Linked DNA regions of Homo sapiens: regions 1, 2, 3, 4 and 6 are each linked to region 5. The links are chromatin loops, found by intact Hi-C in ENCODE. Cell type or tissue: heart left ventricle. All regions are shown on one strand. Links, peaks and the distances in the headings refer to the core of each region. The heading gives the core; the rest is flanking DNA.

Region 1 (5,098 bases), core at 578-4,577, 450 kb before region 5:
ACCATCTTTGCTGCTTTACTCTGAGAAGCATTTGACTCTTTACCCTACTTGAACCAACCAGGTTTCCAGGCCATCCCACTCCTACCTGATCCCTCCTAATTCTCACAAACCCTTCTCTATGCCTCCATGTCATGGGCATGTCTCCCCTTTTCCCTGCCTGACAAACAAAGGTGTCGCAGTGCCCCATCCCAGGCCCATTTGCTTATTATTCACCCAGTTTCCACGAGGGATCGTCATCCACTCAGCACGTGCATTCCCTAGATGCCAGCAATGCTGGGGCCTCAATCTAGCCTAGATTTGTCCCACAGCCCCAAATTCACTACCTGGGAATCTCACAGACAACTCAGGCTCAACATAAGCCATTCATTCAATAAATATGTATTAAGCTGTGTGCTTATTTATAGTAAATATCTATATCTTTATATACAGACATATTTTTTTCAGTTGAAGTCTCGCTCTGTCGCTCAGGCTGGAGTGCAGTGGCGCGAAATCGGCTCACTGCAACCTGCGCCTCCCGGTTTCAAGCGATTCTCCTGCCTCAGCATCCCGAGTAGCTGGGATTACAGGCGCACGCCACCATGCCCGGCTAATTTTTGTATTTTTTAAGTAGAGACGGGGGTTTCACCATGTTGGCCAGGCTGGTCTCGGACTCCTGACCTTGTGATCCGCCTACCTCGGCCTCCCAAAGTGTTGGGATTACAGGCGTGAGCCACCGTGCCTGGCCTTTTTTTTTTTTTTTTTTTTAAGACAAATTCTCGATCTATCGCCCAGGCTGGAGGGCAGTGACCTGATCTCGGCTCACTGCAACCTCCACCTCCCGGGTTCAAGCAATTCTCCTGCCTCAGCGCCCCTAGTAGCTGGAATTACAGATGTGCGCCACCACACCCCACTAATTTTTGTATTTTTAGTAGAGATGGGGTTTCACCATGTTGGCCAGGCTGGTCTCGAACTCTTGACCTCAAGTGATCCGCCCGCTTTGGCCTCCCAAAGTGTTGGGGTTACAGGTATGAGCCACCACGTCCGGCCAACATTAGGTGTTTTTTGTTTTGTTTTGCTTTTTTAAGAAAGTCACTCCATCGCCCAGGCTGGAGTGCAGTGGCGCCATCTTGGCTCACTGCAACCTCCGCCTCCCAGGTTCAAGCGATTCTCCTGTCTCAGCCTCCCTAGTAGCTAGCTGGGATTACAGGTGTGTGCCACCATGCCTGGATAATCTTTTTGTATTTTTAGTAGAGATGGGGTTTCGCCATGTTTGCCAGTCTGGTCTCAAACTCCAGATTTCATGTGATCCGCCCGCCTCAGCCTCTCAAAGTGCTGGGATTGCAGGTGTGAGCCACCTCGCCCAGCACACAAGTTACCATTAATAAATATTTCTTTATTGCTGCATGCAAGAGCTTGTAGTGCTGTCTATTGTGACAAGCACACAGTGTGTACTTCATTACTCTGTACTGAATGCATGCAGAAAGGATGTCCGGCATAGTACACGGCACAGAGGAAGTCCTCCATCAAAGTTAGCTCTCTTCCTCTTTAGAAGCTAGGAGGGCCGGGGAATTCAGTCTTGGGAGCCTTGGCTGGGATGGGGGAGGGAAACTGTGGGAACACCGAGGCGTCGTCCCTCAGACAAGCTCTTCCCCAGCGATAGGAACTATCCCAGCGCCTCACCCACAGTGCAAAAGCTACATAAGTGACCTAAACTTCAGAAGTAGAAAGCAAAAGTGAAAGTCTTTGCCCTTGTCCACTCCCAGGGCAGACCTCTGATCTGTCAGCTCAGCAAAGGCAGCACTGCCCAGTGATGGGGGCGGGAGGCTGAACCAGGACTGATGGCCTAGGACAGGCAGCTGCTGCAGCTGTCCTGGGAGACGCACAGACCAGGGTTCAAAACTTGGTTGGAGGCCGCACGTGGTGGCTCACACCTGTAATCCCAGCACTTTGGGAGGCCGAGGCCAGCGGATCTTTTGAGGCCAGGAGTTCAAGACCAGCCTGGCCAAGATGGCAAAACCCCGTCTCTACTAAAAATACAAAAGTTAGCTGGGCATGGTGGTGCGTGCCTGTAATCTCAGCTACTACTCACTAAGCTGAGGCAGGAGAATTGCATGAACCCCAGAGGCAGAGGTTGCAGTGATCTGAGATTGCACCACTGTGCTCCAGCCTGGGTGACAGAGCAAGACTCTTATCTCACACACAAAAACAAAAACAAAATAACAAAACCTGGTTGGGTGATCTTCGGGGTATGAATTGACTTCTGTGAGTCATCATTTTCACCTATAGGCAGGGGATATGAATGGACTAAAGGAGACTCCTTAGATCTCTCCCTAAATCTCCCTCCATCTCTTAGAGGCATCTAGAAAACATTGGTGTTTGGCTTTTGCTTTGGCTGAAAGGGAGGGAGAAGCAGAGGGCTCATGGTGCACTGTCGCCACCGTGTGACTAGCTGGGGAATTGCATGGGGAAGGTTCTCAGGCCCAGGAAAACGTTATCTGGACTGTGGAGTTTGTTGTTGTTGTTTTTTGAGACAAGGTCTATCTCTGTTGCACAGGCTGGAGTGCAGTGGCGCGATCTCGGCTCCACTGCAACCTCCGCCTCCCGGGTTCAAGCGATTCTCGTGCCTCAGCCTCCCGAGTAGCTGGGACCACAGGCGCCTGGCTATGGAGTGCAATGAAGACTGAGATGGGCCCCTGCTGCCAGCATCCTCTTCCACTGCCTACAGTGCTGTCATCTCTGGGGGAGTGAGCAGCCTACCCCTGGGCTTAGGGTACTGGTGGTGCCTTCTCTGGCTCTAGAACTTTTGTTGACTTCTCAGTGTGGCATTCAAGGCTCCTCACAGCTGGCGCCCTGAACACCTGCTCTGTACTTGGAACTCAGAGTGACTTAGCCCAGACCTTCCCCAAGCCATTCTCCCTACTTTATCCTCCCTTCTTGGTCCTCCTGGAGCTCCTTTTGTTTTCTCCCTGACTGAAATGAAGCGCATTTCCCCGGTGAGCATGTTCAGTTCCCGAGATAGTATTCATGGAAAAAGCAACCATTGATGAGTGCCTGCTGTGTGCCCGGTGCTGTGCTGGAGCCTTGTGGGGATTCATTCTACCTACTCTTCACAAACCTCACTGGGCCAATTACTACGATTGTCCCCGTTTTGCAGAAGAGTACAATGAGGCAGGGAAAGGTAAAGCTGTCCACCCAAAGTCATGTAGTCACTGGATGTGACAGAGTCCTGCCTGTAACTGTTAGGCTGCCTAGTATGGTGGGGAGGGCAGACAGACCCAGGTTCAAATCCCCTCCCTACTGCTCTCAGCTTATTTCCCAGCTGTGAGGCTAAGCTTCCTCCTCTGTAGAATGGGAGGGCAGCTCCCACAGGCCATAGGGGCTGGCTCAGAGAGGCAGGCAGCATGTGGGTGCCTAACACGAGGGTATAAGAGGTATGCATGTGGGGTGGGGCTATCAGAGGAGGCAGCCAGGGCCGGTGTGGAGCACACCAGGGTACGCTAGAGTCCCCTCAGGGAGGTCAGGCAGAGGAATTAGGCTGGCACCTTGCAGGGCTGCCCCTGTCTAGCCCAGAAAGACTGGAGACAGGACTGGGAGCCCCAGCTCAGGACCCAGCCAGCAGGAAGTGGGGGGCTCAAGGATCCAAGCCCCCACCATCTCTCTCCTATGCAGCCCCCACCTGTTGCCCCCAAACCCACTTTTGCCTTGTCAGTGCCTTTTGCACTTGGCAACCTTACGTGGGCCCTTCCAAACACATATCTGACCATGTCTGCTGCTACTGAAAACCTTGACCTTCCACTGTTCACCAGGGACTCAACCCATCACCCAGGACCATGGTACCTGTTGCCACAGCCCTGCCAACCCCGTCACCCTCTCAGGCCTTTGGCCCTCTTCCAACCCCTTGAAGCATCTTGGGCCTTCGCGCATGCTGTTCCCATGGCTTGAGATGCTCATCCTCCCTGCTTAATGTGGAGGTGCTAGAAGCTCTCTTCCAGGGAGGTGGGGAATTGGAACCCCGAAAGAGGAGGAGGAGTTTGGAAAACCAGAAGCGGGGAGACTGTTCTAGGAAGAGAGGGCAGGTGCAAAGGTCCTGTGCACTGGGGAAGGCACTGAAACTAATGAGAACAAGATGCTGTGCCTGAGGCCAAGGCCAGATCATGAAGGTCTCCTATTAAGCGTATTATGGAGCTTGGACCAACGCCTGAGGATGGGGAAGGGTTTGAGCAGGGGCAATTATGGTTTTGTCCATCAGCGATTCCCTTGAGTAAGGTGGAGAGTGGCTTATCAGCATCGTTCTGAAAAACACAGTGCCTAGAGCCAGGGTCTAGGAATCACCCGATCACCACCAGCCAGGGTCCTTCAGGAATCACCCGATCACCACCAGCAGGGGAAGACTCGGGGTCCCCAGCTCAGGCTTGCACCATGCACCAGGCTGGAGTATGCACTTCCTGTGGCTGCCAGCAGGTGGCAACAACGCCCCACCATGTCCCCTCCAACTCTTCCTTCTACCTGGAGACCCCTCACAGGGCAGACAGACCAGAGAGAAAAAAAGAGATGGAGGAGGAAAGGAGAGGACGAGGCCAAGGGATGGACGTGGAAGGGGCTGGGAAGAGTTGGGGTGAAAGGCACAAGGATAGTGAAATTGGGATGCTGCTGGCTTCCTGTTGTTTGTTTCACGGTCAGGCACAGTGTGTTGGTCTGGCGACATTTTCATCATCATCTGCCCTGTCCACCCCCTTGTGGTCCCTCCTCAGGCCCCTGAAACACACTGATGCCACCTGTTCACTCAACTTTCTGTCCTTTCCCATCTCCAGGTTCTCCATCACCTCCTTCACCCTCCCACCCCCCATCAGCCAGTCCCCTTTTATTATTATTTATTTATTTATTTTCTGGGTTTTTTTTGAGACAGAGTCTCGCTCTGTCACCCAGGCTGGAGTGCAGTGGTGCGATCTTGGCTCACTGCAACCTCCGCCTCCCAGGTTCAAGCAATTCTCTGCCTCAGTCTCCCAAGTAGCTGGGACTACAGGCGCCCGCCACCACGCCCAGCTAATTTTTTGTATTTTTAGTAGAGACGGGGTTTCACCATCTTGGCCAGGCTGGTCTTGAGCTCCTGACCTTGTGA
Region 2 (4,662 bases), core at 1-4,000, 160 kb before region 5:
GGAAGACTGGGTTGTTGAGAGAAGGAACAGAAGCTTAAAGAGCAGGCTCTGCAGCTGGAAAAGAACCAGGTCAAGAGAAATACTTACCTAGCTCACCTGGGCCCTGCTGCTGGGATGAAGGGCCCCCCAAAATACCCCACTAAGACTGGGATGAAAGCTGGACCAGATACAAAACCTAACAAACATCCACTGGAGGTGCCACAGCCCAATGAGCCTTATGCAAACTCCAGGCACGGTTCTAGAAGAGCTTCTCAATCAGCTGCAGATGACCAAAGGAAGGAGGGACCGTGAGAGGCCTGCTGGGATCCCCATGGACCAGTCACGCCAGACCAGCTTCCCTTATTATGGGGTTACTGTCCCACGGTAGATTAAGGATGGACTAGAAACATGGCGTGTCTGGATTCCAGCCAGGCACCGGATAACATATCTTAGATGGCCAAATGCAGATATATGAGCAGATGACAGCACAATGAAGGGCAGGCAAAACCTGCTGAATGGCCAGCCTTGTTTTCTATTTTTTTCTTTCTTTCTTTTCTTTTTTTTTTGAGACGGAGTCTCACTCTCTCACCCAGGCTGGAGTACAGTGGTGCAATCTTGGCTCACTGCAAGCTCCACCTCCCAGGTTCATGCCATTCTCCTGCCTCAGCCTCCCAAGTAGCTGGGACTACAGGTGCCCGCCACCACGCCTGGCTAATTTTTTGTATTTTTAGTAGAGACGTGGTTTCACCATGTTAGCCAGGATGGTCTCGATTTCCTGACCTCGTGATCCACCCGCCTCGGCCTCCCAAAATGCTGGGATTACAGGCATGAGCCACCGTGCCCGGCCCAACATTTTGTATTTTTAGTAGAGACGAGGTTTCACCGTGTTAGCCAGGATGGTCTCGATCTCCTGACCTCGTGATCCGCCCGCCTCGGCCTCCCAAAGTGCTGGGATTATAGGCGTGAGCCACCGCGCCCGGCCTGGCCAGCTGTGTTTTCTAATGCTGCCAATAAAATAGTGTTGATCCAGATCCCGCTTTACTTCTGAGCCACAGGCTGTGCCTGGTGCTATTCAGCATGCTTATTTAATACCTGGCAAAATGTGCTGATGACATCTGAGGATGATTGTGCCCACCCTTCTTGGTGGACAAGAAGCTGAGAGGAGTAGCAAATAGCCTGGGTAACAACAGGACAATGGCCTTGGTGGCTCCGGCCCAACCTAATCTGCATAATCCTACCCTTGTCTATGGTGATTGGCTCACACAACTGGGCAGGGCACTGGAGGTGGACCAATGATGGAAGACTTGGACATTTGTTGGGTGGTGGAGGGCAGAGATGTGCTCTTCTCCCCTATCCCGTGCGGAGCCTGGGCCTGGACCTGTAAGGATGTAGTCCCGGAAGCTCCTGGCAGCCACCTTGGGATAGAGGGAAGAGGCTGTTGGAGAGTGGTGCCGAATCCCCAAGAGCAGAGATGAGGGAAGGATCTTGGCCATACTGTTCTCCCTGGATACAACCATGCCTGAAGCCACAGCCACCCCTGAGTTCAGTTCCATGTGCCATTATGGTCTCCTTCTTCTTCGTTTTCCTTTTTTTTCCTTAAGCCAGTGTGAGTTGGGTTCTAATATTTGCAACAGATACACTTAGTGTCCCATGTCACTTCAAGCTGGGGCATTGTGGCACAGTGTGGTGAGCTCCCAGGGCTGAGGAGGCTGTGACAATTGGGCCACCACCCACAGACAGGTAACAAAGATGTGGGGGGTTGGGATTCAGGCTTGGGGCAATGCTCATGAGGAGCAGCTGAGAGGGCTGGGGAGGGCTGGCCAGGAAAGGGGCAGGTGTGGCCAGGTGGGAGCCCTGTCTTAACCAACTGAAAGGGGCTCCCCCAACCTGTGCGGCCCCAGAAGGAAGGGCCCAGAACCATTTGGGGAGCTTACTGGGAAAGAGTCCCCTTCATTATAAGAAAGTGGTTTTGAACAGTCCCAGTCGCCTGAAGAAGTGTGGCCCGGGCAAGTCCCTTTGGCTTAAAGCTCAGGGCTACGGGTGAGGAAAGCCAACACCACAAGAGGAAGTTAATAATCAACGTCTGGTGGCCTGGACAGCCATTCTCAGGCTGGAAGCACACTAGGTGGGGTCAGGAGGCAGCATGGGGATGGGGAATGGGCTTCAGGCTGTGAGGGAGTTCACTTGAGGCCACACAGAGAATCAGGGTCTCTGGACATTCTCCCATCAAGTCCATAGGATACCAGAGAGGCCCTGGCAGTAAATAGCCACATAGGAGAGCCCACAAGGTGGGTGTGGTGTGTGGTGGGGGAGATCGGGCAGAGTAGTAGCTGCCCAATAAGGTCCCAGCTCTGCCACTTCCTGCGGTGTGACCTCCCCTGATATGTGTCCTCATCTGACGCATGGGGCTAACCTCACCCACCTGTAGGTTGTCCTGAGGTTTTGATCAGATGATGTAGGCGGAGCCCAGATTACTACCATCACCAAGTTAATAAAGAATAAAAAACGTAACAGTCTATAGCCCCCAGGGGCTCCTCCTCTTCCCGCCACACGGTCTCTCCTCTTAGCAGAAGGAGAATGAATTTGGGTGTCAGGGGCTGGAGTGGAGCCCCAGCCTGCAGAGGACAGCCGGGACCTGGGGCAAGTCGGTGCTCGGCCTCATCTGTAAAACGGGAATGGCGACACGGGTGCATCGGAAGCCCCGGCCTGCAGGAGGTGCTCGGGTTATGGGGACGTTCCCCTCCCTTTCGCAGCGAGATCAGCCCGGGGTCTTCGGAAGCCCCAGGCACAAGATCGCCTGAGAAGCCCTGCGCCCACCCACTTCTCAGGGGGCCCGGGAAGGGCGGGCAGGGGCAGGGGCTGCAGCTGGGCTACAGCACGGAGGCGGGGCGGAGGCGGCCGCGCGGCGGTGCCCGGAGGCTGGACGCCCGCTCCCGGGGCGGCAGCCGAGCGCTCAGCCAGGAACTTGTTAACAGGCCCCGAACAAAGAGCCGCTAATCCGGCGGGCGGCCGCGGGCGGGCTGGCGGGCGGAGGCATCCCGCCCCTTCCCGGCTTGGCCGCCGGAGTTTGCAGCGCGTTAATTACCCCGCGCCCGGCTGCCCCGCGGCACCCACCCCCGGCCTGGACGTCCCCGGGCGCGAGCCTCCCGCAGCCCCGCCCGACGGGCGCCGCGGCGAATGGCGAAGCCCCTCTGCCCCGGCTGCCGTGGGCTCGGGCACCCGCGCTCCACGGCAGCTCACGTGCCCCGCAGATCCGCCGGCCTAAGGGCCCTCGCGTACCAAGCTACCTAGACAGCGGGGCGGGGACTGGCGAAGCCAGAGACACGCGCTGAGGAGGGGCTGCTACCCGCCAGTGACGGGCACATTTGTTTGGGCGGGGGTGGGGAGGGGCGGGGTGGGGGGCGGTGCTGGAAAGATGCAGAGCTGGGAAAAACCACTGGCCCCTCGGCTCCACTGGGTCCCTGCCCCGATTAGGAGGGGTAGAGTCTAATTCAGGGAGTACTCCCGTAGACCCCCACAGCCTCTCCAGTGGACCTGCTGGCCTGGGGCGCGGGAGTTCCACCTGCCGCCCTGGCTGGGGACACCTAGGGCCGAGGTGGGATGCAGGGTCCGGACCTCCCTCCCCAAGGCGCTTCAGGTGCTGTCAATCTAGACAGATTCCCCCGGCCTTCCCCCCACCCCCTCCCCATCTCAGCTACATATTTGCCTGGAGCTCAAGGTGACCCTGAGCCTTCCAGACGGACACAGCTCTGATATCCCAGTGTGGGAGAGGCCCGGCTCTGGGGGCCCCACCAGTCAGGGTGACGGCTGGCCCTTGGCGCTCCCACCACAGCACAGAAGCAGGGGCCTCATGGCCCCTCCCCCATCAAAATGCTACCTAAAACTTCCCCTTCCCCAGTTACTCTGGGGCTGAGCAGCTGCCACTCAGACTTCCCAGAGCTCTGTGTGGCTCCCCCTCTCCCACTTCAAACAGGGCTGGGAGGGCCAGTCAAGGACCACCTGCCCTTGCATGACAAGAAACAGAAAGGAAGCCAGGCCTGTCCCCAGCCCAGAATGGGAAGCTCACCTCAGGCCTTTTCCCTCCCTCCTGGCTCCCCAGTCGCTCCGTCTTCCACAAAGACAGCCAAGGACTCCCCCACTTCCCGAAGGAGAGGACTGAACAGTGCCCTCTGCCATGGCATCATCATTGCTAACGTGTATTGAGTGCCCACTATGTGCCAGCACTGACACACTTCAGCCCGTCTAATCTGCACAAAATCCTAGGAGGTGGGTTCTTTTTGAGTCAGTTGTACAGACAAGGAAACTGAAGCCATGCAGGGAGGAGCTGGATGCAGGGCCAGGAGGCGTGCACTCTTGGGGGCTGGCCCTACCTTTGTGCCTAGGCACCTGCCTGGCCTCACCCTAGTACTGGTCCAAACCCAGCCACAGAGCTTGCCAACTCACCCATTTCACTACCTCCTCCATGTGCCTGGGGTTCTGGGCCCCTGGGGTCTGAAGCTGCCTGTCGCACCTGACATCAGTGCCCAGGAAGGGGGTGGGCCTTGGGCACTGGGACCCTGACCTTCTGGACGCCCTGAGAAGGCCTGTTTCTGACATAGGAGTTATTTGCCAGCAGAAGTGGGCCCTCAATTCCTGGCCTAGGGGTTGGGACTCAGTCCCCAGTTCTGCCTCCCAACCACTTTT
Region 3 (4,681 bases), core at 682-4,681, 150 kb before region 5:
TCCTAACTCATGCCATCCCCCCACAAATGCGAAGGAACACAGAGGAAGGAGACAGACAAGCTATGGCACCTACTAGGTGTCGGGGTTCACCCTGAGTGCCCTCTCCACATTGCCCATCAATCTGTTACTATAACCCCAGAAAGCAAGCATGACCCATTCTATCAATGTGGAAACAGGCTGGGGACTGCAAGTTGCTTGTCCAAGGACACGAGGCTTGGGTTGGAAGTTGACCCTGACTGCCTCCAAAGCTTAGCCTGTCCTTTCTGCTTCACCTGGCAAGAATACGGGGTGAGACTCCCCAGAAGGCAGGAGGACCCTTCAATGCCACTCCCACAGGAGCAGACAAGGAACGAAGGGGTGGGCTGGTGGAACTGATTGCAGGAAGCTGAGCTCCTGTCTGAGCGTGGTTGGGCCCTGGGGCTCAGCCTCAGGAACCAGGAGTCCCACCCCACGTAGGAGCTGTGCAGAGCAGCCCACGTCTTGACGTGACTCTGTGAATGACACCATTTGCTCAAGAAAACATTCACTCTGGGAAAATCCATGCCAGGGTGGGGATGGGGGTTCCTACTCAACAGACATGGGCATACAACTTGCGTGAGTGGCCCACAAGCATGCACCAATGTGAGCTGGTTTGCTGTCCATACACGTGGCTGGGGCACAGCATCCTCCACCCCAGGATGGGGCCTAGTTTTCCTGGTCCCCACCCTGGACAGGAGGCCGTTTCCAGCTTCCCTGGAGCATGGCAGTCCGTGTTCAGGGACAGGGATGGGATGGTTGCTGAGAGGGGCAGAGCAAACATCTCTCCCTGTCCCCAGCAATAGCAGCCCTCCCTGCCTGCAAAGAGAGCCCAAACTCAAAATGGAGAAATGAAGAAAAACAGCACCTGGCTGGCAGTGACTCAGAGCAAGTTGGGCCAGAGAACAGGGTCACCGCGCCATAAACAATGGCAATACCTGAGGGAGGCACTGGAGGAGAAGGAGGAGGCTCAGGTCAGAGGCTTCTGGCAGCCCCAGGGCTGAGGACTCAATACCTCAGTCTTTCTTTAGCCCACCCAAAGCACATCAGTATGCCAGGACCCCTTTGCAGGGGAGGAGGTGGGAGGCCTTTGGGAGGGGCTGGACTGAAGCTGCGGGTTTCACAGTGCAGGGATTGGCAGCAGCAAAGGGGTGTGTCCCAGGTCTGGACAGAGCCAACGTTGGGGTGTTGGGTGGGGAGCATGCTGGCGGGGTCAGTGGCACCACGCTTTGCAAGGCAAAGGAGCTACAGTCTGGAAGCCGGAGCTTGCCTGGGGGTGCCCACCCCACCAGCAGTCAGAGCCAGGGAGGGCACCCGACCTCCAGATAGACCAGCCCAGAGCTGATGTGGGGCGATGACGAGGGAGGAAGGTATTTTCCTAAGGGCCCAAGGGGGCTCAAGGTTTGGGTTGACCTGCAGGCACTGGGAGTCACCGAAAGCTTTCTAGCAGATTTCCAGCCTGGATGCCAGGGGATGCCTTAGTCTGAGTGGAGGAGGCCCGAGGGGGATGGGTGGTGGTGGCTGCTGCAGGTGAGGGAGAAAGGAGTGGAGGAAGACAAAGAAGTCGAGAGACATGAGCAATGCCACAAGTAGGCCCGAGCTGGAGGACTTGGTGACATATTAGATGTGAAGCGTGAGAGAGAAGGGAGAAGCAAGGGAGACGCTAAGGCTTCCAGCCCCAGGCTGGGAGAATAGGAGGAGGGGACGGCAGGGCCCTTGGGAGGAGGGGGCATTGGGAGAGGGGTGGCCTAGAACAGGAGGCCCCGCATGCATATGCGTGGACACACAGATTCCCAAGTGGCAGCTAGGCCCAGCACTAGAGCAGGGGAGCCCCACCCCAAGCTCAGGGCAGGCTCCTGCCTTGTGAAGCCTCGGAGCTCCAGCCTGCGGGTCTGGGCCCAGAGCAGCACTAGGCAGGAAGAAGGGTCGTGAGGACAGGGGCTCTCTGGCCCTTGGCTGAGGCCAAAGTTGGCTGCTCCTGGGAACGAGGGCCGTGACTTCTGGTGTGGGCTTGGTACCTGGATCAATGCCTATCCCTGGTTCCTGAGAGAAGCCCCCCCTCCCAACACAGGCAAGTGGGGAGCAGGCAGGCAGCAAGAGGACCAGCTCTCCCCTGGGAGGACCTAGGGGCCCCAAAGCCCAGGCCACCCCACCTGCAAGGCAGGGCGAGCAGGAACAGGGTATCTCCTAGCCCTGGAGGATTAAGACCCCCTCAGCCAGCTGCATTCTCCCAAGTGTCGGGGTGGACAGACGAGTCCTAGGTTAGCCCTAAGTATGGGGATGGGGTCTGAGAAGGAGGAGCCAGGCTAGATGGTTGGGGTCAGGTTGGGCAATGCAGCAATGCCAGAGCATGGCACCCCTCAGCCCCATCTTCAAGGGAGCCAGCTCCCAAGTCCCTCCTGCTCAAGACTGCAGAGGTCTGGGTGACAGGGAGACCACAGGGGCAGGGTGGGGGTTTGCATGCCAGCTGCGTGACGGGGTTTGAGAGGGAAAATCCTGTGAGACAGATGGGTGCTTGCGTGCGCGGGCACAGAGAGGGCCTGCAGGTGCGAGCATGCTGAAGGGACAGGCTTTTGTGTGATGTCCAGCAACAGAGGGTGGGCGCGTGGCCTGGGGAGCAAGCGGCTGCAGTCAGTCGCGCTGGCCCCCGGCGCCCCCTGCTGCCCGCTGGCCATCCCTCCCTCAGCGGCTCACAGACACATTTTTCACCGGAGGCTGTTGCAACGGAGGCAAAAGGCAGCGCGGGAGGAGCCCGGGTCACGGCAGGGCCAGCCTGCCTGGGCGTCCACATGTGCCCAGTGCCTGTGGGGCACAGGGGGAAGGGAGTCCCAAAGAAGTAGGGCCAGCCCCTCCCCACCCCATGGCCTTCAGCAGCTCCTCCCGCAGGCCCAGGGGCAGAGTTGATGCCTTGGGGCAGGCTCTGCGTCAGCCCCTGCAGCACCTGTGCCCACCTGCCGACTCCCTGGGCAACCTTGGGCCAGGCCTCAACAGATGCCCTGCCAACCAGGGATGCAGTTTCCCCACCCCCACAGCCTCCTGAGGAGTCCCTGTGGCAACCCCCCGCTCCAGGCCGCAGCACCCTGCTTCACCGGTACCTGTGCCCCCTTATCTGTACACGCTCACCTGTGCAACTGCACACAGCCGTCACACACGTGCGGCATGCTGGTCATCACACACGTTCATCAGGGCACACACATGCCAATGCTGCACACACCATGCCAACCCCCCTGGTTACCCGGGCACACATGTCAACCCACAGCCTTCACACGTGCTCACGTGGGCGACATGCAGCTATGACCACACAGCCCTCAAAAGCATCAACTCAGAAAACATTTCCAGGGTACCTACTGGGTGTCAGGCAACACCCCACCTGTGTGTGGGGCACTAATATCCCCACCTCATCATGGACAACAGTGCAACCTGCACCCGGGTGCTCATCTGCGGAGCTGCACACACGCCCCTAACACACACATGTGGCGGACACGGACACACACCCAACAGCAGTTCAGCCTCTCAGCTTGGTCAGGATTAGAAGGAGAGGCCCTGGGGAAGAAGAGGGGTGCTGATGGAGAAGGGAGATAGAAGGGGTGGGATGGAGTAGAGAGGGGTACTGAGGAGGCAGGATGGGGCGGGCGGTCAGGCAGTGGTGGGTGCAGGATGCGCTGCGCAGAGACACCCTTTAAGGAAACAGCCATCGGCCTCAATCATCAGGCTGGCTCCTGAGCTCCCACTCATTGATCTCTGATCAATCTGGTTTGGCAGCTCAGAAACCCCAGTGCTCCCTTCCAACACCCCTGTTATAAGCAGCGGCCTGGCCAGGCTGGGGAGTAACCGCCCAGGTTCTAGGGGCAGCAAGAATCGAGAATTGCCAGGGTAAGCCTCAAGCCCCCTTGACCACACAAATGGCACCCACCCCCCACCACCACAGACACATACGCTCAACTCAGCTAAGTGCATGGGGGGCAGAGATCAGGAGGCCCCCACAGCTCAGCCTAGGTGAAGGCTCAGGGACAGCAGACAAAGGATGCAGGGGAACTTCCTCCCCCCAAGCCCCTCCCAAGGGAATGAGGTGGGCTGAGGGCTGAGTTAGCAGTGGGTTAGGGTGACCAATGGGGCATGCAGGGGCCAAGAAAGGCTATGGAGTTTAAGGAAGAAGGGGAAACTGGCGGACCAACCACACACAACTCTGGCCCCCCGCACCAGGGAGGCCAGGAGCCACAGCCCCGGCCACCGGGACCGCGGCGCTTTGACTGTGCTGGCTGCAAGGACTGGGGGCTGGTGTATGCGCCTCCACGCCTGAGTGTGTGCGTGTGAGAGCGTGTGTGGCGGGGACAGAGGAGGACACTGTGTTCTGGACGTGGGCAGAGGCCAGGTGCCAAGCTGGGAGATTGTGAGTGGCTGTTTAGGGCAGATGCTACCGGGAAGAGGTATCTTAAACGTTCCCCGCACCCCCCATTTCCTGGGCACTGGGATAGGCTCAAAACCCTCTAATCTTCGAATCCTCAAAGTCAGGCTCCCTGGGGTTGATCCAAACCCCCAGCCCTGCTCCGGGCCCAGGCAACCAGCAAACTTCCCCCACCCGGAGGCGTGGGGTGTCTACACTCGCCAGCCCCGCGGGCTGACAGCTGCTCCTGGACTTGGCAGAACCCAGGCTTCCGGGAGAGCG
Region 4 (4,000 bases), core at 1-4,000, 300 kb before region 5:
CCAAAACCAGTCAGGCGTGGCGGCGCGTGCCTGCAATCGCAGGCACTCGGCAGGCTGAGGCAGGAGAATCAGGCAGGGAGGTTGCAGTGAGCCGAGATGGCAGCAGTACAGTCCAGCTTCGGCTCCGCATGAGAGGGAGACCGTGGGGAGACGGAGACGGAGACGGAGACGGAGACGGAGACGGAGGGGGAGGGGGAGGGGGAGAGGGAGAGAGGGCTGAATTTTTTTTTTTTTTTAAGATTCAATGCAAACCATCCCTTCCTTATTAACATATTATTTCTCCAGGAAGAAGATGTCTTGATTAGGCCATAGCTTCCTTAAATTTTTATTTCTGCCATGCTTTCATGTTCACCTTGATTACATTTGGGTAGTCTAAATTTTATTTGCTTATTTTGCTATCCTGTGTTCATATTCTGGAAGAACCTCACTTTATGTTCAGATTACTGCCATTGAGGTATAAATTTCTAAATTAAAATAATGTATTGAAATGAAGACGTTCTTGGGATTCTACATTGAAATGATTAGGAAGAGGATCATCTGAGTAAGCAATATAATAGTTTTTAGCGTGTGGATTTTAGAGTCAGGCAAGTCTCAGCGCTACGATTTTGACCAACTATATGATTTAGGGCAAATTATTTAACCTCTCGAAGTTTCACTTATTTTTAAAATAATTTAATGGTTTTTGCTTCTTAAGTTGCTTGTGAGAATTAAAGGAGATAAGGAATGTAAAGTGATTAGCACAGGCCTGGCACTGAATAGAAGCACAATAATTTTGTTTGTTTGAGACAGAGTTTTCACTCTTGTCATCCAGGCTGGAGTGCAATAGCACGATCTTGGCTCACTGCAACCTCTACCTTTTGGGTTCAAGCGATTCTCCTGTCTCAGCCTCCCGAGTAGCTGGCATTAGAGGCGTGAGCCACCATGCCCGGCTAATTTTGTATTTTTAGTAGAGACGGGATTTCTCCATGTTGGTCAGGCTGGTCTTGAACTCCCGACCTCAGGTGATCCGCCCACCTTGGCCTCCCAAAGTGCTGGGATTACAGGCGTGAGCCACCGCGCCTGGCCAAAGCACAATAATTTTTTTTTTTTTTTTTTTTTTGAGACGGAGTCTCGCTCTGTCGCCCAGGCTGGAGTGCAGTGGCGGGATCTCGGCTCACTGCAAGCTCCGCCTCCCGGGTTCACGCCATTCTCCTGCCTCAGCCTCCCAAGTAGCTGGGACTACAGGCGCCTGCCACTACGCCCGGCTAATTTTTTGTATTTTTAGTAGAGACGGGGTTTCACCGTTTTAGCTGGGATGGTCTCGATCTCCTGACCTCGTGATCTGCCTGCCTCGGCCTCCCAAAGTGCTGGGATTACAGGCGTGAGCCACCGCGCCCGGCCAATAATTTTTTTAAACAATTACACTGAGAAGGTTTGAGATATGCTTTAGCCTAAGGCAGAGATGGAGGTGCCTTATAACTAACTTACTAGTGCTTTGATTGCATCTAAAGACCAAGGCTAGTCATTATAAAATTCTGTTAAATGGACACTAGGTGTCAGCATTCTCTTTCTCTTTCTTTCTCTTTCTGAGAGTTCAATAAAAACCTTGTCACCCCTGAGTTCAAAGGAAGAGACAGGTTAAGTATTTATTGCTGTTGTATTTTAGTCCTTTGGTAGTTTGGTTAAGTCTTGTTTTTCATAATGACTATATTCCCTATTATTGTACAACTTTCCTTTTGACTGAAAACTCAACTATTCCTGATTTTTAAATGTATTTCATCATTTACCTGAATGGTAGCGAGATTCATAAAGAGATGCCTAACTTGTTTAGGTTATTCATATCTTATTAGGAAACCTTGAAAACTTCAGCTGGTAGCTTTATGTCTAGTGGAAGAAGCCTCACAGCCCAGGCACTTCCTCAGAAGTCTGCCTAAGGCAGCAGTAGCTGCTTTTTCTGTGATCTTCTGTGCATGTATGTTTAATGAGTTGGTATTTGCGTCAACTCTACCATTAATCAATGAAAATAATTTTTGAATCAATGAAAATAATCTTTCCTTATGTAGTCCCTATTCATTACATTTCTGAAAAGATAATCCTGTAGCCAGATATAAAAACCATAGTGGCAGATTTGTAGCAAAAAGAATCTTTGTAACCTTCCCTTTAGATGTCCTGTGTTATGGCTTGGTTTTTCTCAAAGATCATAGATTGCAGTGTTTATCTCAACTCAGTATTTCCTTTGAAAATTGAACTTTTCTCTATATTTTCCTTTCCCCCATGCAAACTTTTTGATTGTTTTTCTGAAATCATAATTCATTTGACTTACCAGTTAATATTGATACAGGTCTTGCATGTTATGAAGTGCATTGTGTACATTATCTTGTTTAATTTTCACAACACTCTGTGAGGCAATTGTTAATACCCATTTTAAGATGAGGAAAGAGATTCAGATGTCATTTACCCAATCACAAATTTAGTAAGTGATTTAGTTCTGATTTAAATACCAGTCTTCTGACTTTACAGGATGTGCTTGTTTTATTGACACTTACTGGCTTATGGAAAATATTTTCTTCTTATTGTTAATTGTTGAGGGAGAACATTGAACAATTAAATTTTTTTAAAAAAGGAAGAGAAGCCAGTTCACCTGTGCCTGTATATTTAAGATACTACGTATTTCTTTGCAGTCTTCCCAAGGGATTGTTGAAGAAACTTCTGAAGAGGGAAACTCTGTACCTGCTTCACAAAGGTGAGAGATTATATGTTGCTATGCATTCTCCTCTGATGGTTGCCAGCATAAGGGAGATGAACCACATGAGTGAGACTGTACGTGGACAGCTTGCCAGAGAACTTTTAGCTCTTTTATAAGTGAAGACTAGGAGAAATTTTATTAGTATCTCTAAGTTCTCAGATGTGCATCTCATAGAAGCCCAGAATATTAAGAGCTGGAAGAGATCCTAGAGGTCATCTTGTCCAGGCCAGCTATCTTGGCATAAATCTCATTTACATTATTTCTGAAAAGCGGTCACATCCTGCAATTCTCTTAACTAATTACACTAGTTTTCTATGCCAATTTGAAGGCTCTAGACTGATTTCTTTATAGTCCTTCTATTCTTAGCCCCTTTCTCTCTTTTCCCCAACTCTGCTTATGCTTATTTTATCTGTATATCTAAACCTTATACATCTTTTAAATTTACTCTTGAGACTTAACATCCTCTTCAAAGTCTTCATATTATTCAGGCCACACAGGACCTGTGTCACTCTCACTGTCTGTCCTGTGCCACTTTTAATCCGTTTGTGCCTCCTATCTCCTGTAAAGGATGGTATTTGCATTACCTCCTCCATTGTTCTTGCTGATTGATTGATGGGCTTACCTTCTAAGTCTTCTTACTTTAATAATAGATAGCAGTTGATTAATTATAAACTGCACTATTAACTGGATCATGCTTCCAGTTACTTTCCACTTGCCCTTTTTATCTAGTAGTTGAGTTTTGAGACTTTCTCAAGAGCTTAGTTTTGAACTGCATGACTGTTCTCCCATATGAGAGTTGAAGCCCACTTGCCATTTGCTGTAGTCAAGGTGGTGGTCTTTCTTAGGCTTCTGGTTGATAGTACTTGGTATTCCTTCCTGGGCTAAAGAATATGGCTTTGGTTTGATTTTCCTGCTGTTAAGACAGTTTTGGAAGTGGTTTTAACAGAGTATGCCTTTACTCCCTATAGGCCTCTCTGCTTTATTGTGGTGAGCCTTGTGCAGAGCAGATGTAGGTTTTAATAAATGATTATACACTTTGTCACCAGGAGAGAGTTGGAATCGCAGGCAATGTGGTTTGACTTCAAATTGATTAGCCCATTTTATAAATGTCAGAAAATTGTTTTGTGATGGACCCTTTGAATAGAGCACTAATGTTACATGCAGAGTAAACTGTCTGGCTGGGGTTTATAACAAATGCTATGAGATGTTTTATTTAGAGATAAATCACTTGTGGTTTTCTATCAGGATTTAGTTATTTATCATGAGTTCAGTTGT
Region 5 (4,000 bases), core at 1-4,000:
GGGTAGCTGGGACTACAGGCACCCGCCACCACACCTGGCTAATTTTTTCGTATTTTTAGTAGAGATGGGGTTTCACCATGTTAGCCAGGATGGTCTCGATCTCCTGACCTCGTGATCCACCCGCCTCAGCCTCCCAAAGTGCTCGGATTACAGGTGTGAGCCACCGCACCCAGCAAATCAATCACTTTTAAAGCCTGGTGATGTACCTATCTGTGTCTCCCCCGGACGGTGAGGCCCTGGGGCGCAGGGACTGTGTTGGAGTCACTAATGAATTCCAGGTGCCCAGCACTACCCGGCGCACAATGTTACTTGGTGAACACTGGCTGATGGCAAGCTGGCTGGATTCCACATGGTCCTGCTGGAGGGGACTGCACCCACCCTAAGCATGATTCCAGGGAGGTTCCCACAGATTGAGAGTGGGACAGACTGGAGCAGCCTGGGAAGGGGCTGGTGGAGGAAAGCAGCTCTCTGGCGGGAAGGCAGACCTAGAGAGCTAATTCCCAGACAGGATGATCCCAGGAAGCAGGACCCAGGTGTGCAGGTGCAGCCAGGCCTCCGGCACCCAAGGCAGCCTCTGGTCAAAGGCTGGATGCTTGGGCCAGAGCAGAGGCCCCTCTCTTTGCAGGGTACTGACGTCCCTATCTCTCCACATAGCTGCCAAGGGGGCCAGGGAGGCATTACTGTGGCAACAGCCTTGGCAGGGCTGGGGGTTCCTTTGTGACTTTCCCACCTCTGATGGGCTGACGCCCAGACCCGCCAGACCTGTGGTAATGCTGCCCATCAAGCCAACGCCTGGGCTGAGGAGCAGAAATCAGGCCCCTAGGCCTGAGCAGGGACCTGCCGGGGCTACCTCCATCATCAGCCCTGATTTGGGGCTACCCTCCCATGGCCCTCGTCCTCCTGCCCAGTGAAGCAGGAGGTCCTGGCCATGCCTTGTACCAATTATGCCTTAGCGTGGGAAGGGCCCCAAAGTGGGCACAGCCTGACAGTCCTCATGCATCGGGTAGAAAGGAAAAGCATGGCTTGCCCCTGCTGGGAGGTACCCCTGCAGTCATGACACGAACCGGCTGAATGCACAGGCTTTTTTTTTTTTTTTTTTTTTTTGAGATGGAGTCTTGCTCTGTCGCCCAGGCTGGAGTGCCATGGTGTGATCTTGGCTCACTGCAACCTTCACCTCCCAGGCTCAAGCGATTCTCCTGCCTCAGCCTCCAGAATAGCTGCGGTTACAGCCGCCCATCACCACGCCTGGCTAATTTTTTTTTTTTTTGTATTTTTAGTAGAGATAGGGTTTCACCATATCTCTACGGTGAGACCATGGTCTCGAACTCCTGACCTCAGGTGATCCACCTGCCTCAGCCTCCCAAAGTGTGGGATTACAGGCATGAGCCACTGTGCCCAGCCAATTTTCTAAGTAGAATGGGTTCCTATTTTACTTGTGCTGTCAAAAATGTGTTACCGTTAAAATGAAAGGTCTTTGCTCCATCTGGCATTCACAGCAAGGCCCGCTCCGACTGCCCCATTTAGTGCCAGGCCTGCCCCCTGCCTCACCCCTGCTTGGTCCGCTGTGTCCCCACTGGCAGCAGGGCAGGCTCACGCGATGATGTTCACTGTGTACCGTCTCCTTCCTTCCTTCCTGGACCCAGGTCTGCAAACTCCAGCCGCGGGGTGGATCCCACCCGCTAGTTGTGTTTATAGAGCTCAAGAGCCAAAAATGGTTTTCTGTTGTTTAATAGCTGAAAATCAAAAGGAGGATGATATTCACGACCCATGAAAATCACACGAGGTTCGCCGTCAGCGTCCACAAGTACGATGTGATGGGGACACCCCGCACGAGACTGCTTAGCCCCACCCGGAGCTGCTTTCCACCATGAAGGCAGAGTCAAGGGGAGCACGGCCCAACAGCCTAGCGGATTTAAGTAGGTTGGTGCAAAAGTAGTTGCGGTTTTTGCCATTATATTTGACCTTTGGCAGACAAAGCCGACTGCTTCCTGGCCTGGGCTGTGAGTTCCACGAGGTGGGGCCTTTGTTTTGTCCCTCACGTAAGTGCCCGCGGCAGTGCCTGGCAGCGACGGGGTGCTCCGCTGCCCTGGCTGAATGAGTGAATGGAGGTGTAGGTTGTGGAGCACATTGCGTCATCCTCCTAGAGAGAGTGACGCTCACCCCTTTCTCCAGCTCTATCGGGCGGACACCACCACCCACCCAGCCCAGCAAGTGGGCTCGGGCCCTGTAAGCACTGAGAGAGGCACCCGTGGGCAGGCAGCATCATTTGCTCCACTCCCCAGAGAAGACAGGGCAGAGGGTGGTAAGGCCTGGATTTGGCACCAGCGGGGTGGGCCCAGGGTCTCTGGAACGATGGCATGGGCTTGCTTGGCCCTAGGGGTCGCCCCAATGACTCTACACAGAGCTCCTTCCGCGAGCTGAGCCGGCTGAGCTGCGTGGGCGGCACTTTGGCGCCCTCTGGTGGTAACTGGGAGTGGCTACCACCAAGGCATCTGTGGCCTTAGCCTCCCCAGAAGGAGCTCCTGCCCGTCCTCTCCAGCCCATATGACCACCTCACCCAGAGATAAAGGAGCTCGCCAGCCTGGGTGTTCTCTGTCCCTCCAGCTCTCTCTGTAGGGTATCTTGGTGTCACAGGATGTCCTCCCACCAAGCTGATCAGGGAGCTGCTGGCAGCCTCTCCTGTGGTTAGACAGGGGACTCCCAGGCTGCCAGACAGTGTGCACCTGTCTCTACCAGTATGCACCTGTCCCTACCTAACAGATGAGTGTGCATCTCATCCTAACAGACGGTGGGAGGTGACCTTGGTCCCAAGGCCCAGGGACCCTCCTAGAGGGATGGACAGTCTTACAAGCTCCCTTGTGTTTTTGCATATCTGAAGAAGCTGCATCATCTGTGGGTAAGAGCCCCTTGGTGCAAAGAACTGCTCTAAGTTCTACTGGGGGACAGGAAATTTGTCTGTAGCCAGCCCAAGACCCCACTTAGCAGTGATCATCACGTCCTTGTCACCACGTATACATTGCACATTAGCAACTCTTCCTTGTCTGCCTCCAACAAGATACTGGGCTCTGGGAAGGCAGGGGCAGGTCTGAGCTGCCTCAGTAACCCCAGCCTCTAGCTAGGGCCTACCTAAGTGAATGGCAGTGGATAGCTGAGTGAGTCGATGGAGGATGAAGATGGATGGATGGATGGAGGGATGGGTGGGTGGATGAGTGAATGGATGGAGGAAGGGTGGATGGGTGAATGGATGGAGGAAGGGTGGATGGGTGAATGGATGGAGGAAGGGTGGATGGGTGAATGGATGGAGGAAGGGTGGGTGGGTGACTGGATGAATGGATGGGTGGGTGGGTGGATGAATGGATGGATGAAGAGTGGGTGGATGGATAGATAAGTGAATGTGTGGATGCATGGGTAGGTGGGAGGGTGGGTGAGTGGATGGATGAGTGAATAGATGGATAGATGAGTGAACATGTGAATGAATGGGCGAGTAGGTGGATAAGTGGATGGATGGATGGATGGATGGATGGACATGTAAATGAATGGGCAGGTGGGTGGTGGGTGGTGGGTGGGTGAGTGGATGATTGATGGATGGATGAGTGAACGTGTGGATGGATGGGTGTGTGGGTGAGCGGATGGACGGGTAGATGGTGAATGTGGGTGGATGGATGGAAGAATGGATATCCAGTAGCAGAACTGAGCTTTGGAGAACTCCGTGTTCCCAGCCAGGGCCTCAACCACTCCTACTCATCACTCCCATCCCATCTCTTCAATCTTGTTTCCAAACATATCTTGGTTACACCACTTCCTTGTGCTTATGCCGTTTGCCCCTCCCCACTCCCACCTCTCCAGCCACCCCAGGCTCCCTCACATGGAGCCCACGCTGGCTTCCAGGCCTCTACAGAAGCTGGTACCAAAACCTAGAACATCGTTCCCCCAGAGCAGCCCAGAGATGGTGCCCCTCCGCTCGCCTTCTCCCAGGCCTCCCTGCAGTCACTCCTGCTTT
Region 6 (5,035 bases), core at 1,036-5,035, 180 kb before region 5:
CACAGCTCTGTCTGCAAACGGCACCCACAATCACCTGTGTCACTGAGCAGCTCTGTGGCTCAAAGGAAATAAATTAGAACAGACATCTGGTGCCCCCTGCAACTTTAGCTCGTGATCATTACCATGTGGTCCTGACCCCCTGACCTTACAAGTTTAGCTGAAGAGATGAGAACAGTTTCTGACACTCCCGTTGCCTGCCACAGCTTTCAATGCATGACCAAGTCACGCTGCCTCCATTCAGCGCGGAGTGGTTCATCCCCCTTCTCCGGTGAAGGAGGTGGATGGTTTTCCAGTGGGGAAACCTTTGCCCAGACACCCAGAGTTTGGGGATCAAATGGAAGCTCCATCCAGGCCACCCCACTGCCAGCAGCTCTCTGTGCTGCTCAAGCGTTGTGGGGGGACCCATAACAAAGGCGGGGCAGGGTGGCACAGAAGCCCTTTCCAGGGCTGTCAGCGTGGGCTCATGGGGGCAGGTCTCCCTGTCGTCTGGTCCCGTTTGTCCCACTGCAGAATGAGATTTCTCTGAAGCTGGCCTGGACTTTGTAAGTCCTCTTGGTTGTGGAGTTAGAAGATGGGCACCAGGGACGCCTGGGCCAGGGGGGGAGAGGCCCCCTTTTGTCCTGCCCACTTGCTCCCTCTGGGAAGTGCATCTGCAGAGGGAGGGTCCCCGGCCCTCACATGAGCCCTCTGCCACTCTGAGCTCTGCTCCGGACCAATGGATCCTAGACAGGGTGAGGGTTCTCTCAAAGGCAGAAAGAGATGAAGAGATAGAGATGTGGTCACCCCCTTGCAGAGCCCAACGTGTTATTAAAACAGGAGCACAAAAGAGAAAAGTGCTGATGTGAGTGTTATCTCATTTAGGAAGCTGCGGGCTGGTGGGAATGAATAATGGCTCTGCCGCCCAGCCCCTCCCCCGACTCACAGCCCAGCCTGTCCCTGCACCCTCACAGCGGGCCCCCATGCCTCGGAGTTCCTTCCCTCCTCTCTCTGACACTCTGCTCCAGTCTCCTCTCCCTCAGGCCCAGCGGGTTCCTTACAAGCCCCTGCTCTCCCCAACCACGTCCTAGTCCCCACAACCTGGGCCAACGCCAGCAAGGCGTGAAGAAGGTTCACACTTTAATGAAGAGGCCAGGCGCGGTGGCTCACGCCTGTAATCCCAGCACTTTGGGAGGCCGAGGTGCGCTGACTGCTTGAGGTCAGGAGTTCAAGACTAGCCTGGCCAACATGGTGAAATTCCATCTCTACTAAAAATACAAAAATTAGCAGGGCGTGGTGGCGTGCGCACCTGTAGTCCCAGCTACTCAGGAGGCTGAGGCAGTAGACCACAAGCCTGGACCACAAGCAAGGCTGAGGCAGCAGAATTGCCTGAACCCAGGAGGTGGAGGCTGCAGTGAGCTGAGATCTTACCACTGCATTCCAGCCTGGGCGACAGAGTGAGACTCTGTCAAGAAAAAAAAAAAAAAAAAAAAAAAAAAGGAAGTGGCCGTGAAGCCACAGTGGGAAAGGAGTCCAGGTGCTGCTTGCTTCTGTCTTCGCTTGCGGTATCTGCTGTCCCAGGACCCCCAGGCCCTCCCCAGAGCGCCTCCACTCAGGCCAGATCACCCACTCCCTGCACATCCTCAGCCTTCCTGCCACGGGCCCTGCCAGGGCAGTTTCAGGGGCAAGGATCTTACCCACAAACCAGGGAAGTCCAACCCTTTACTAGGAGTGAGGGCAGGAGACAGCCTAGGCCATGTGACCTGGGCACCAGGGACAGCCTGAGACTGTCCAGACAGCGGCCCTCCTGGCCTGCCTGGGCTCAACGATGCTGATATCCCACCCCACGAAGCCAACGTGACAGCAGCCATCCATCACCAGGCTCCTGCACATGGGCCCTGGGAGGCATGTCCACTCTCCTCACTGCCTGCGGATCAGGGACCTTGCTGCCACAGAGCTCTAGGTTTCCTGGCTTTCAGTTCATCTTCTTCCGATGTGCTCATGGCTGAGTGGCCTTGGCCCCCCTACCTGCTCCCAGCTAATCCACTTATCCCCTTCAGTATCCCCTCAGGACAAAGAGCATGTGCTAGGTGCTGTGAGGGGTCAGAGAAGGTGGACATGATGGAAGTGACAGGAGTGGGGTAAGGGAGGCAGTCGCCTTTGAGAGGGGCCTGGAAGGTGGCACAGGGCATCAGTAGCTGGGATGATAGGAGAGGGCAGGTCAGGCAGAGACCTGCAGGTGCAAACGCACAGAGGCAGGAGAACACACTCCATGACTGGACACCTGCTGACTGCTTTCCCAGCTCCAGCTCCTCTTTTCCCAAAATAACAGCCCCATTTTCTTTGGAGATCCACTCTTGTTCCATAGTAAGCTATGTGGTTTGAGTGGAAATGACCCCTACCAGCTTCAGGGATGGACCCTGATTGGCTTAAACCAATGCTATCTCCTGCCCTGGCTCTGGTGATTGGTTTGAGATGGGCATGTGGGCCAGCCACTGAGGTCCCAGGAGACATTCCCCAGGGCTTTTCAAGAGAGGAGGCATCTTTCCCCTGGAAGGTGTGGGGTGAGGATGTGAGGGCTGTGCTGCTGCAGTCATCCCAGTACCAAGACAGGGAGAGTGTAGAGATGTTAGGGGATGCCCTGGGGAAGCCGAGGATATGGCCAACACCAGGGAAGACAGAGCAGAACAGCGAGCAGGGTAGCTCCAGAGTGCTGTTGTCTGAGCCAGCGCATCAGGCTTTGCCTGAAGTCAGCTGTACCTTTGGGATTTTCAGTTGCAAGTCAATAACATCCACTTAGTAAATGTGTTTAAGTCTGTGTGAGTCGAGTTTTCTTTCATACTGCAACCAAAAGATTGTTAACTGAGAATCCAGTTTGGCTGGAGTGAAGGAAACATGAGGAGAGGTAAGAAGACAAGACTGGGAAGACAGATCAGGAACATTTTACCATGGGACTTGAATGACAGGTTGGGGAACTACTATTTATTTCTATAGGCATTGGGGAACCATCACAGGCTTTTTAGCAGGGGAGTGGCTTCCTAAAATCCTAAAATACCATCTGAATTAGGCCTCACCAATCCCTACTTCCCACCTCTCCAGCTCCTTCCCCCCAGAGTTAAGCAGTAGAATCAGGTTTGCAAGAAATAATAAATTGTTCACACTTCATGACCTGCAGGGCCACTTTGCCTGGAACGAGTTCCGGGAATTTCAACGGAAGCCTATGGGGTGGGAGTCCCCACCACAAAGAATGGAGGCTCCAAAGGGCAAGTTTTTGACTATTCCGTTCAGTAGTGTACTCTTGCACAACAGTGACTGGATGTATATGTGCTCAATTAATTTCTGCGGATGGATAAATGAATTCTCTAGAGGTCTCTAGAGGTGGTGGTGGGGTTAGGAAGCAGAGTCCGGAGGTTAGGAAGCCGAGTCCGCAGAGGGACAGCCTCTGTGGAGCGCCTGGGGCTGTCCACGGTGCTGAAAGCGTGCCACGTCCAGGACCGCTATCTGTGGAGCGCCTGGGGCTGTCCACGGTGCTGAAAGTGTGCCATGTCCAGGACCGCTATCTGTGGTGCTAAAACAGAGTTCCCAGCTAGCTACACAGCCCATCCATGGCAGCTTGGAAAGGGCCCAAGGCATCTTAGGAACAGCGGCGGGAAAGCATACTCCATAACCTTGCCTCCCTTGCTAATCCCATTCCCTGAAGACCTTCTGCACGCATCAGATAACCTGGCACACACCCAAGCGTGCCTATTTCCTGATGGTGACCCTGTCCCTGGTGTGGATATCCATCTGGCCTCGGGTACCCAAGTTCTCCAGGGTGTGGGTCCCTGAAGGGCTCATACGTCAGCTCCTATTCAGCCGGCCTCTGCTAGGGACCCTGGGAGAAGCAGCCAGGCAGAGTAGGGCTCTGGGAAGTCAGCCGGAGAGAGAGGCTGCAAGCCAACAGCATTCACTGGAGGGCCTGGCAAGAGGCTCCTGTCCTCACCGGCTCATGGGCACTGCCAGGCAAGGTGCCTGTGCTAGAAGACAGTACACAGAGGGAGGGGTGGCTGCTCTGTGATGGCAGATGAGATGGCAGGGGCAAGCTGGAGACAGAAGTTGGCACTGTGAGAGTGAGGTATGGGAGTGGGGCTGGGGAACTCCACAGCATGGAGTTTAAAGGGGCTATGGGAGCAGCAATGGGGGTGAGGGACTGGGGAGGGAGGAAAGGCAATTTCACGGCACAGTGAGTCTGGTGAGAGGGAAGGCACCCTCGTCAGACAGGGACAAGTTGTTCCTAAATGCAGACTCACACATACACAGAGACGGGGTATCAGGTTGTTCCGTCTGGCCTGTGCGCTGGCTCTGGCAGGGACTTCCTCTGACATCAGAGAGGAAGATGCCTCCTAACGTTCTAATTTTGCCCAAGAACTAGTTTGGCTCTGCCATCCATGAACTTATCTAAACCTTTCTGGAAGCAATTTATATTTCCAGCCTGTATCACCTCTAGGGGAAATGATTTTCAAAGTTTATTCCCTGCTGAGTGCAGCAGGATTTCCTGTGATTGGTTTTAAACATACCTCTCCTGAGCTTTGCTGGGGGCTGGGGGAGCGGTTCGCTCTGTCAGGCTGGGGCATAGTGAAGGAGCCCAAGCTCCCTTCTCCGAGCCCTTTCTGATTTCCTAGATCTCTGCCACACTCCCTCTTGGCCTCTCTCTGATTGAGGCTGTCCCAGGTGGGCCAGTCTGATTTTCTATGGCAGCTCCCTTCTCATCGCAACTCTTTCCATAACCACTCACGGTGGCACTGAACTTTACAGGTGCCTACACACTGTCGTCTCTGTGAGATCTCAGCTGCTGTCGCTCCCCTGTGGAGCAGGCCCCCAGGGATCGCTACTTCCATTTCACAGATGTGCAAATTGAGGGAAATGAATTATGCAGATCATATAAGTCTGTAATACAATCCAGTTCTGCCCCATCTCGGGCTGGGCTCCCCTGAGGAGGCGTGACCACAAGCATGCTGGATGGTTGGGTACTGGCATCCCTCACTCACCTGTTGGGAGAAGAACATCTATGGCTTGCTGC

Evidence for each region. A loop is a pair of places that touch in the nucleus more often than their neighbours do. Peaks named below come from ENCODE experiments on the same cell type or tissue, not always from the same donor. Only the 100,000 strongest peaks of a DNase experiment are listed, where the experiment ranks them.
Region 1: it touches region 5 in a loop (9-fold over the local background); 62 of 110 quality-filtered maps call a loop at or near these places.
Region 2: a loop joins it to region 5, with 7 times the contacts of the local background. A loop is called at or near these places in 33 of 110 quality-filtered maps.
Region 3: a loop joins it to region 5, with 2.8 times the contacts of the local background. A loop is called at or near these places in 35 of 110 quality-filtered maps.
Region 4: a loop joins it to region 5, with 8 times the contacts of the local background. A loop is called at or near these places in 80 of 110 quality-filtered maps.
Region 6: it touches region 5 in a loop (2.1-fold over the local background); 5 of 110 quality-filtered maps call a loop at or near these places.

The regions. Positions count from the first base shown.
Region 1 is chr5:177,111,381-177,116,478 of GRCh38, reverse strand. No RefSeq gene overlaps it. Among named protein-coding and RNA genes, the nearest start is that of NSD1, 20 kb to the left of the region's middle. In heart left ventricle, for the core only: CTCF peaks have their summits at 2,425, 4,231 and 4,431 (motif pointing right); DNase peaks (open chromatin) are centred at 2,418, 2,661 and 4,418; H3K4me3 peaks cover 719 bases; H3K27ac peaks cover 612 bases.
Region 2 is chr5:176,816,280-176,820,941 of GRCh38, reverse strand. The region is part of intron 1 of UNC5A (unc-5 netrin receptor A); the gene reads right to left. Among named protein-coding and RNA genes, the nearest start is that of UNC5A, 8.1 kb to the right of the region's middle. RefSeq lists an enhancer at 2,025-2,194 and a silencer at 2,695-2,754. In heart left ventricle, for the core only: no CTCF peak of the experiment used is centred there; no DNase peak of the experiment used is centred there; H3K4me3 peaks cover 846 bases; H3K27me3 peaks cover 2,966 bases.
Region 3 is chr5:176,810,995-176,815,675 of GRCh38, reverse strand. All of the region lies in intron 1 of UNC5A (unc-5 netrin receptor A), which reads right to left. Among named protein-coding and RNA genes, the nearest start is that of UNC5A, 2.8 kb to the right of the region's middle. In heart left ventricle, for the core only: a CTCF peak has its summit at 2,686 (motif pointing left); a DNase peak (open chromatin) is centred at 2,650; H3K4me3 peaks cover 155 bases; H3K27me3 peaks cover 3,655 bases.
Region 4 is chr5:176,956,815-176,960,814 of GRCh38, reverse strand. It overlaps UIMC1 (ubiquitin interaction motif containing 1), which reads left to right. Exons shown (of 15, transcript NM_001199298.2): 7 at 2,661-2,722. Among named protein-coding and RNA genes, the nearest start is that of UIMC1, 48 kb to the left of the region's middle. In heart left ventricle, for the core only: a CTCF peak has its summit at 1,541 (motif pointing right); no DNase peak of the experiment used is centred there.
Region 5 is chr5:176,659,437-176,663,436 of GRCh38, reverse strand. It overlaps LOC124901144 (a long non-coding RNA gene), which reads right to left and starts at 3,214. Exons shown (of 2, transcript XR_007059072.1): 1 at 1,457-3,214. RefSeq lists enhancers at 1,958-2,681, 2,491-2,750. In heart left ventricle, for the core only: a CTCF peak has its summit at 2,460 (motif pointing left); DNase peaks (open chromatin) are centred at 666, 1,846 and 2,426; H3K27me3 peaks cover 1,227 bases.
Region 6 is chr5:176,836,248-176,841,282 of GRCh38, reverse strand. The region is part of intron 1 of UNC5A (unc-5 netrin receptor A); the gene reads right to left. Among named protein-coding and RNA genes, the nearest start is that of UNC5A, 28 kb to the right of the region's middle. In heart left ventricle, for the core only: no CTCF peak of the experiment used is centred there; a DNase peak (open chromatin) is centred at 3,462.